Linked DNA regions of Mus musculus: regions 1 and 2 are each linked to region 3. The links are chromatin loops, found by intact Hi-C in ENCODE. Cell type or tissue: left cerebral cortex. All regions are shown on one strand. Region 1 has its middle 89 kb from the start of Gm10789. Region 2 has its middle 83 kb from the start of Tiam1. Region 3 has its middle 26 kb from the start of Gm10789.

Region 1 (2,500 bases), 120 kb before region 3:
AGCACTAAGTGTCTAAGAGTTCCCAGTGCAAACACGTGAGACACACCAGCCACACCTACAGCATCCACACTGGCTAAGATGAGTCCTGGTTAGCAGTACCTCTGGGAAAAGGCCAAAGAAAAGAGCCGGTCACAGGGATGTCCTGTAGCATGCACCCCTGGCCCCACACAGACCCACAGCCACAAGCCTCTGTCGCTCACAGCGCCACATCAGAGATGGAAGGTCTTCGAGAGCACAGATGAGCTCTATCAGACAGGCTGACAAGTCCGAAAATTCTGAGTAGTGGGGTCAGAGTCCATTCTACCAACCTGAATCCCCTGGCCTCCACATTTTAAGTGCTTCTCCATGCCCACCCTGCTGTCCCCGTATCCCTACTGGAAGTAGCACATATAATCCAAGTACTATTACAGTAACTAGGACAGATCTGAGGACTAAATGACGCCATGGTGCCAAAGTAGTCTTATTTGCACTGCGGTGATGAAACAGAAATTTGAAGGACAAAGGGTCTTTATTTGGCTTACAGGTTACACTCTCTTATCAAGGGGAGCTGAGGCAGGAACTGACCCAGAGACCATGGAGGAACACTGTTTACCGATTTGTTCCCCCTGGCTTGCTCAATTACCTTTCATAGATAGCCCAGACCCACCAGCCCAGGGGGAGGGGGCGGGGCACTGCATACAGTGAGCTGGGCCACTCCTCATCAATAAGCAATCAAAAAAAAAAAAAAAAAAAAAGCCACAGCCAGGCCTGCAGGCCAATCTGACAAAGGCAGTTAGTCCCTCAGCTGTGATCCCATCTTCCCAGGTCTGTCTAGGACTGCGTCAAGTTCATAAAACTTAACTCTGACAGACGTAAGAGAAGCATCCCAAAGCCAGGCACACACGGGTGCTCGAAACACAGTAGCTCTTTTCACTGAAAATGCTGGCTGTTCCCACTGCCTGCAGATGGCTGCAACTCCCTCTTCTTGAGCAGAGCTAAGTTTGGAGTGAGGTGATTCACGATGGACGGGAGCAATCCTTACAGTCGCCACACTGATGCAAACATTTCACAGCCAGACATAATCAAACCAGGCAGAAAGGCAAGCGTCTGGCAGGCTCAGGAGTCAGGAAGCTAGGGACACGGAAGTCTTCGCTGGACAGCCAGCCTGGTCCCCGGCCTTGCCCCTTCTTTCCTGGACTGTGAACTTTTCCTAGAAAGATAAATAAAACTCACCACAGACAACAGGGTGGTGGCCGACCAAACAAGTGGTCTCCCCAATTCTGGTGGACAAATGAATTTAATAAGGTTCCTTACAGGGAGGTGGCCGACTTACAAGCAGGGACACCACTGAAGAAACCAGCTCTCCCCAAACCCACTAATAGCACAGATCCTGAAGGGGGCGGAATAAAGCCTCTAGAAGGGATGCGCCTTACAAGCCCTCCCCTAGCAACCCTTACAAGCCCTCCCCTAGCAACCATTGGCTTGGTTGGGAAGGAGGAGCCTTAGAAGCCTCCTCAGCAGGCACTAACAGCCTATATCCCTTCCACAGGGGAACATTGGTGGGCCCCGGCTTGTGTGGGTCTCCTGCAGTTAGTGACAGCGGCAGAGCAGTCACGAGGGCAACAGGATGGTCCATGATGGAGGATGGTTGCAGCTGCTCATGAACAGTGTGCAGTTGGGAAGCTGACTGCCTTGCTTCGGTGAGCACGGCTGCTCGCTGGTGTCCATGAGACAGTGCAGACTCGACATCGCTCCTCCCTGGGCCATACATGATACTTCGTGTATCTAGGCATAACTGGGATACCCACACGTCCCTTTGTTTCAAGACAACTCCCCCACCCAATCCCAAATCTACTCCATTACCCACAGTATCTCGCTCTTCTGACCCAAAAGAAACCAGGTCCAAGGCACTTCCTGAAAATGTCCCCCTGGCTTCCTGCAGGAAGCAGGTCCTCGGTCACAGCCGCTCCTACAGCTTTTTCTCCCTCCACACCTGCCTCGCCCCCAACATAAACTTTTCCACAGCAGAACAAGCACAGAGGGTCCTGGCAAGACCGAGGCAGGCCTGGAGGCACAGGCCTCCATCTCAGATATTTGGGGAGATAAGCCAGGTCACAGGGTTGAGAGCTTGCCTGGGTTGAGTAAGCTCAAAGCTAGCCTGGGCTACCTCATGAGACTATCTCAAAACTTAAACACGCGAGCGTGCGCATGCACTCGAAGCTTTCCTAGCATCTGCAAGGCCTTTGTCTCAATGTCCAGCAGAGTTAAATGTGAGTGTTTCTAAAGAAAACCAACACTGACCCACAGAGGAGCCAGGGAGACTCTTCCCTCTTTAAATGTCCATCACTGCAGTCCCTATAGACCTCAGACATTAATAAACAATATCTCAGTTACCCAGAAGTCAATTTAACTACGCAGTCGAATGAGGGAGTCGGAGGGAAAACAGAATGGCGGCGGCTCAGAGACTCTATGCTAGGACGGGCCATTGCAGTAGTGATTTGTAGCTGGGGGGTAAAAATAA
Region 2 (2,500 bases), 120 kb before region 3:
GGCTAAAGCAGAACCAAGTGGACCCCGGGTGGGGTAAGATCTCACCACTCAGACTGTCTCCAGGGACTTGACCCCTTGTAACTACCTGCGTTCTCCATGCCTCAGTTTCCCTCACTGGGTAAAAAGGAGACAAAACAGAAGTCACACCTCCTAACATCATTAAGAGGAAGAAATGAGAGGGTAACAGAAACTCACGCCCAGTATTTACGACCCGCCATTACTTAGCATTGGAGCCATGTTCAGTGTAGCATCCACCAGCCTGTGCTGTATTTTTCAGTAGCTTAGCAACAGGCAGTGTTGAGTCAGAAGCGTAAGGAAAGTCTCAGGCAAAGGCTCTGTATTCACAATCCAGTATCGTTTCCCCTTTACCTGCAATCTGCTCAAACCCTATCTAAGTCCCAACTGTTCTAAGCCCCCATGGAAACAAGGAAGCCTGATGAGCCACTCGCCGGCCCCTCCCTCACCACCCCACGTCACATACCGCTGCTCTCTGCCTCTCCGCTCCATGTGTGACATACAGCCCCATTCTGGAAACCAAATAATCCCAATCCCTGCTCTAAAAGTAAACCGCGGCCCCGTGAGACAGCTCAGTGAGCTGAGGTCCTTGCTCAAAGGCTGATGAACATCTTTCTATGTTTCAGCCCCAAATCCCATGGCATCAAAGAACCAGGGCCATAGAATTGACCTCTGACCTACACACACACACACACACACACACACACACACACACACGAGGCATGCATGCATCCACGAATGCTCACACAATCAATCAACGAAAGTTAAGAAGGGAATAAAACAAGCCGGGCTTGGTGGCAAGCACCTTTAAGCCTCGCCCTCAGGAGGCACAGGTGGGCAGATCTCTGTATTCACGGATAGCCTGGGCTACAGAGCAAGTTCCAGGACAGCCAGGGCTATAGAGAAACCCTATTTTGTTGTTGTTGTTGTTTGTTTGTTTGAGACAGGGTTTCTCTGTATAGCCCTGGCTGTCCTGCAACTCACTTTGTAGACCAGGCTGGCCTCGAGCTCAAAAATCTACCTGCCTCTGCCTCCCGAGTGCTAGGATTAAAGGCGTGTGCCACCACGCCCGCCGAGAAACCCTATCTTGAGGAGGGGAAAAAAAACAAAACAAAACAAAAACCCAAAGTCTGTAACAGATGCCATCAGAGCTGCCCTGCTCCCAGATCAACGATGCTAACCAGGACCTGAAGCGAAGCCTTATGTGTTGTCAGTAGCTTACAAGAGACAAGTGAGCTTGACAGCTCTCCACTGTGGCCACGACTAGGGAAGGAGACGCTGGTGTTTCCTGTGCTTGGCATTCTAGTCCCAGGAGCCTCACAGAGCACCGAGGGGAGCAGAGTGAGGCCATCAAGATTCTCTTTCAGATCGGGAAGGCGGACCACGGCAAAGCAGAGAAGCTGCAACACGAGGACCACGGGACCGCTGGTCGCCTAATCAGTGGCCGCACGAGTCACCATGCTTCCTCTGCAAACTCAGGATAAGGGCAGAAACTCAGTGTGTCTTCCTTGTTCAACTTCTCTTTCCGGTGCGGAAGGGACTGTTCCGTTTTTCATCGTTTAAAAAAGAAAAAAAATCAGCTGTCAAGTGCTCGGATCATCACAACTGAAGGACACTGAAAACGTGACACAGAGGATTGACTAAGGCACTGCTGAAGGGACCCTGTATCCCAAGGATTGCTGAAGTATAAGCACTAACACTTAGTGAAAATGCAAAATTTATCAAAAAAGAAAAAAAACCCCAGCACTTTACCCGATATTTCCCAGCCCCTAGGAAACAGAAATGTGTTCTGCTACTAATCTCTAGCTAGCAGAACATAGATGATAAACTTGGAGCACAGGTTAGAGATAGGAGAGCTACAATGTAGAAAGAACCTCCGTTCCATAATAGTCATTTAGGAGTCAACTTCATATAGAAAAAAAAAAAAAAAAAAAACCTAACCTTTTGTTCAGTTAAGCCAATGTGTTTTGGACTTTAATTTAGGATTCGGTCTTTGGACACACCAATAAAGAATATGAATTTTACTAAAGAAAAACATTTCTGAAATAAATAAAATACAAATATTCCAATGAGGTCGGGAGGGGGGGATCCAGACCCCAGCCGTTGTAAGAGTGGACTTATAGACGAGGGACAGGTTACATTGGATTACCAAACGAGAACCTTAAGAGTCAGAGGACTCTTGCTCAAGTGACCTAATTTCTGTAGGAATTGCTAAAAACTGCTTGGGCTTAAAGGTCAAAGATGAGGGATGAACAAGTTGATCAGCTATCAAGGAGAAAGAGCAGGCAGCACTGCAGGGTTCTTCTAAGACCAGAACTGGGCAGGTAAGGAGGCCTGGGTCAAAGCCGAAGCCAGTGGCAGACAGCACAAAGGAGCTGGATTCCAGCATGGCCAAGAAGCGCCTCTGGGAAGATGGGGTCCTCAGCATCTTCATTTTAACAAGCTCCCTAGGATTTAGGAAGGGAGACGCAGTGGTTGGATAAAG
Region 3 (2,500 bases):
CTGGAGAGGGATTCCTTAGTTACCGTGGTGGTAGAACGTGTGACTCTCTTAGATTTTATCTAAGATAGACAATGTATCCCACAGAAGTTCTGTCAGAACCAGGAGTAGCATTTAATCAGAACCAGGGAGTACCCAGAATGCTTATCTAGCTTTTAGTTTTGCTAAGAAGAACAAAGCTTAATGCAAATAAAATAAAATAAAATAAAATAAAATCCTGGAGCAGTGTTTTCCTTTCTTTCCGAACTGGGGCATTTTGCATAAACGCCCAGTGTTGACTCCCTCTCCCTCCTCCAGCTTCAATGTATTAGACAAGTCACTGTATTCTTTCTGTACCTTTACTTTCTCACCTGTAAAATGGGAGAGTTGACAGAAACAAAGACTCCTCTGGAAGTAAGAAAATGCGTAAAGGGCAGGGGAGCTGACTTAGCAGTTGAGTGATTGATTACTCTTCTTGCAGAGGACTCGAGTTTGGTTCCCAGCATCGACCTATGACTTTAGCTCTGGACTCCTCAGGCATCTGGGCTTATGTATGTGTGAGAGGCCGCACTGCGAGCACACACACACACACACACACACACACACTTTAAAATAAAAGTAAATTCTAAAAGAAAGACAAAGAAAATGTGTGAAAACGCCATCTGAAAACTGAGCCCTGACAGTGCTGTAATCCCAGTACTTGAGGCGTGAAAGCAAAAGATTCAGGAGGTGTTAGTCCAGTAGTCCAGCCTGGGCTGCACAAAATCCTGTGTAAAAAGCCAAAGGCCAAACCGAATGAACAATAACAAAACCCCAAGAGCCACATTTCCAGCAAGACGTGAACAAATGCTTTCAAAATCATAAAGAACAAAGACTGTGAAAGTACTGGGCAGGAGTCCACTCCGCTGTCTCCGTTTTGGAAACATATCTAGGGTCCTAAAGGAACAGCGTCTAACGTGCCTCTCAGAGTGCACTGCTGACACCTGCTGGCATATACTGGTATTACAAGGGTGCTAAGCTTGGAAATCCCTTTTTGTGATGAACAGGAGAAAACTGGACCGATTTTCATGCACATTGTGTTCCTCGGGACCAGGAATTTGGACATCACCGGGACCTTGTGGAAATGTACATATAGTCTCTGCGTTCTAATGAGACCTTCCCTGGAGCTCTCAGAGCAGACTCTAGTAATCTGTGACTTTTAAGTTGGGTGGTACAATGGTGAATTCTTATCATGCCAGCACTTGGGAAGCAGAGGTAGGAGGGCCACAAGTTCAAGGCCAGTCAAGGAAACAAATGGATATATGACCTCAAAAATAAACGTTTAAGAAAGAAAGAACAGACAAATCTTCTAGCTGGAAATGGTGGCATAGGAGGATCAGGAATTGGATGTTCAAGGCCAACCTCAGCTACTTAGCAAACCTAAGGCCAGCCTGGACTACATGACAGCTATGTCTCTAAAATAGATGTGTTTGGACTACAGAAAGTGACTAGGTGTGGAAAGAAGAAGGTACATCACAGAAAGGATTTCAAGACCTCTCAAAGGGTTCTACTGTGCCGGCCCAAGCCCTTTGGTACATACTTTCCAGGTACACAGAGTCAGGCTCTCCCTGGCCCAAGCCCTTTGGTACATACTTTCCAGGTACACAGAGTCTAGCTCTCCTCTCCCACATACACTGTTTCTCTTTGTTAAAACCCTATTTCCTACTTACTCTACTGAACACATTTTTCCTCTCACAGGGAAAATGTACAGGTTCACAAGGAAATGATGAGGAAGCAGGCCTCCCCATCACAGAGCATCCGCCTCACCCTCAGGACTTTTCGTTCTGAAGTGGCTCTAAGCAATCCTTTATTCACATAGCAGTGAACTTTGAGTTGTTCAAGCAAAACATTACACAAATGAAGTTTATCAGTTGAATTCAGTGGTACGTTACAGAAGAAAAATATAAGCTGCGCCACAAGTTCTCAAACAGAACAGGAAATCAGGCCATCAGGGAATCCAGGAAGCTGGTGTTTCCAGGACAACACCTTTAGAGCAAAAAAACATTTAGCCTTTCTTGGGTAGCCAATCCAAGCATCTATTTGCCTCAGCTTGAGTAGACTTCAGATCTCAGCTCTTCTCCCTGGAGACTAGTGGATCTCCCGAAGAAAACAGATCTGCTACAACTAAAAATGAAGAAAAGGATGACAGGGCAAGGGTATCAACGACCAAATACTGGCAAGTAATGATGTGAGGGAGGAAGGATTGTACTAGCTCATGGCTCGAGAGTGAGCACCATGGTGGCAGGAAAGCTGCCGCTGTGAGGCCAGGCCCATGGGAGAGGAGTGTGAACCTGCTTCCTCACATGTCAATCATCAGGAGGCACAGAGATAGAGAACCCATAAGCCTTGACCGTATGACCATATGACCCTGTAGCCATATCTCTGCCAACTAAGCCCCATGTCAGAAAGAAAGGAAGAAAGAAAGAAAGAAAGAAAGAAAGAAAGAAAGAAAGAAAGAGAGAAAAAAGAAAGAAAGAAAGAAAGA

What was found. Hi-C counts contacts between places; a loop is a spot of excess contacts. Peaks named below come from ENCODE experiments on the same cell type or tissue, not always from the same donor. Only the 100,000 strongest peaks of a DNase experiment are listed, where the experiment ranks them.
Region 1: a loop joins it to region 3, with 2.2 times the contacts of the local background. A loop is called at or near these places in 2 of 42 quality-filtered maps.
Region 2: a loop joins it to region 3, with 2.1 times the contacts of the local background. A loop is called at or near these places in 2 of 42 quality-filtered maps.

The regions. Positions count from the first base shown.
Region 1 is chr16:90,051,654-90,054,153 of GRCm38, forward strand. It overlaps a transcript of Tiam1 not described here. Among named protein-coding and RNA genes, the nearest start is that of Gm10789, 89 kb to the right of the region's middle. In left cerebral cortex, CTCF peaks have their summits at 928 (motif pointing right) and 1,367 (motif pointing right); DNase peaks (open chromatin) are centred at 968 and 1,391; H3K27ac peaks cover 611 bases.
Region 2 is chr16:90,042,740-90,045,239 of GRCm38, forward strand. It overlaps a transcript of Tiam1 not described here. Among named protein-coding and RNA genes, the nearest start is that of Tiam1, 83 kb to the left of the region's middle. In left cerebral cortex, no CTCF peak of the experiment used is centred here; DNase peaks (open chromatin) are centred at 334 and 1,447.
Region 3 is chr16:90,166,917-90,169,416 of GRCm38, forward strand. No RefSeq gene overlaps it. Among named protein-coding and RNA genes, the nearest start is that of Gm10789, 26 kb to the left of the region's middle. In left cerebral cortex, a CTCF peak has its summit at 970 (motif pointing left); a DNase peak (open chromatin) is centred at 966.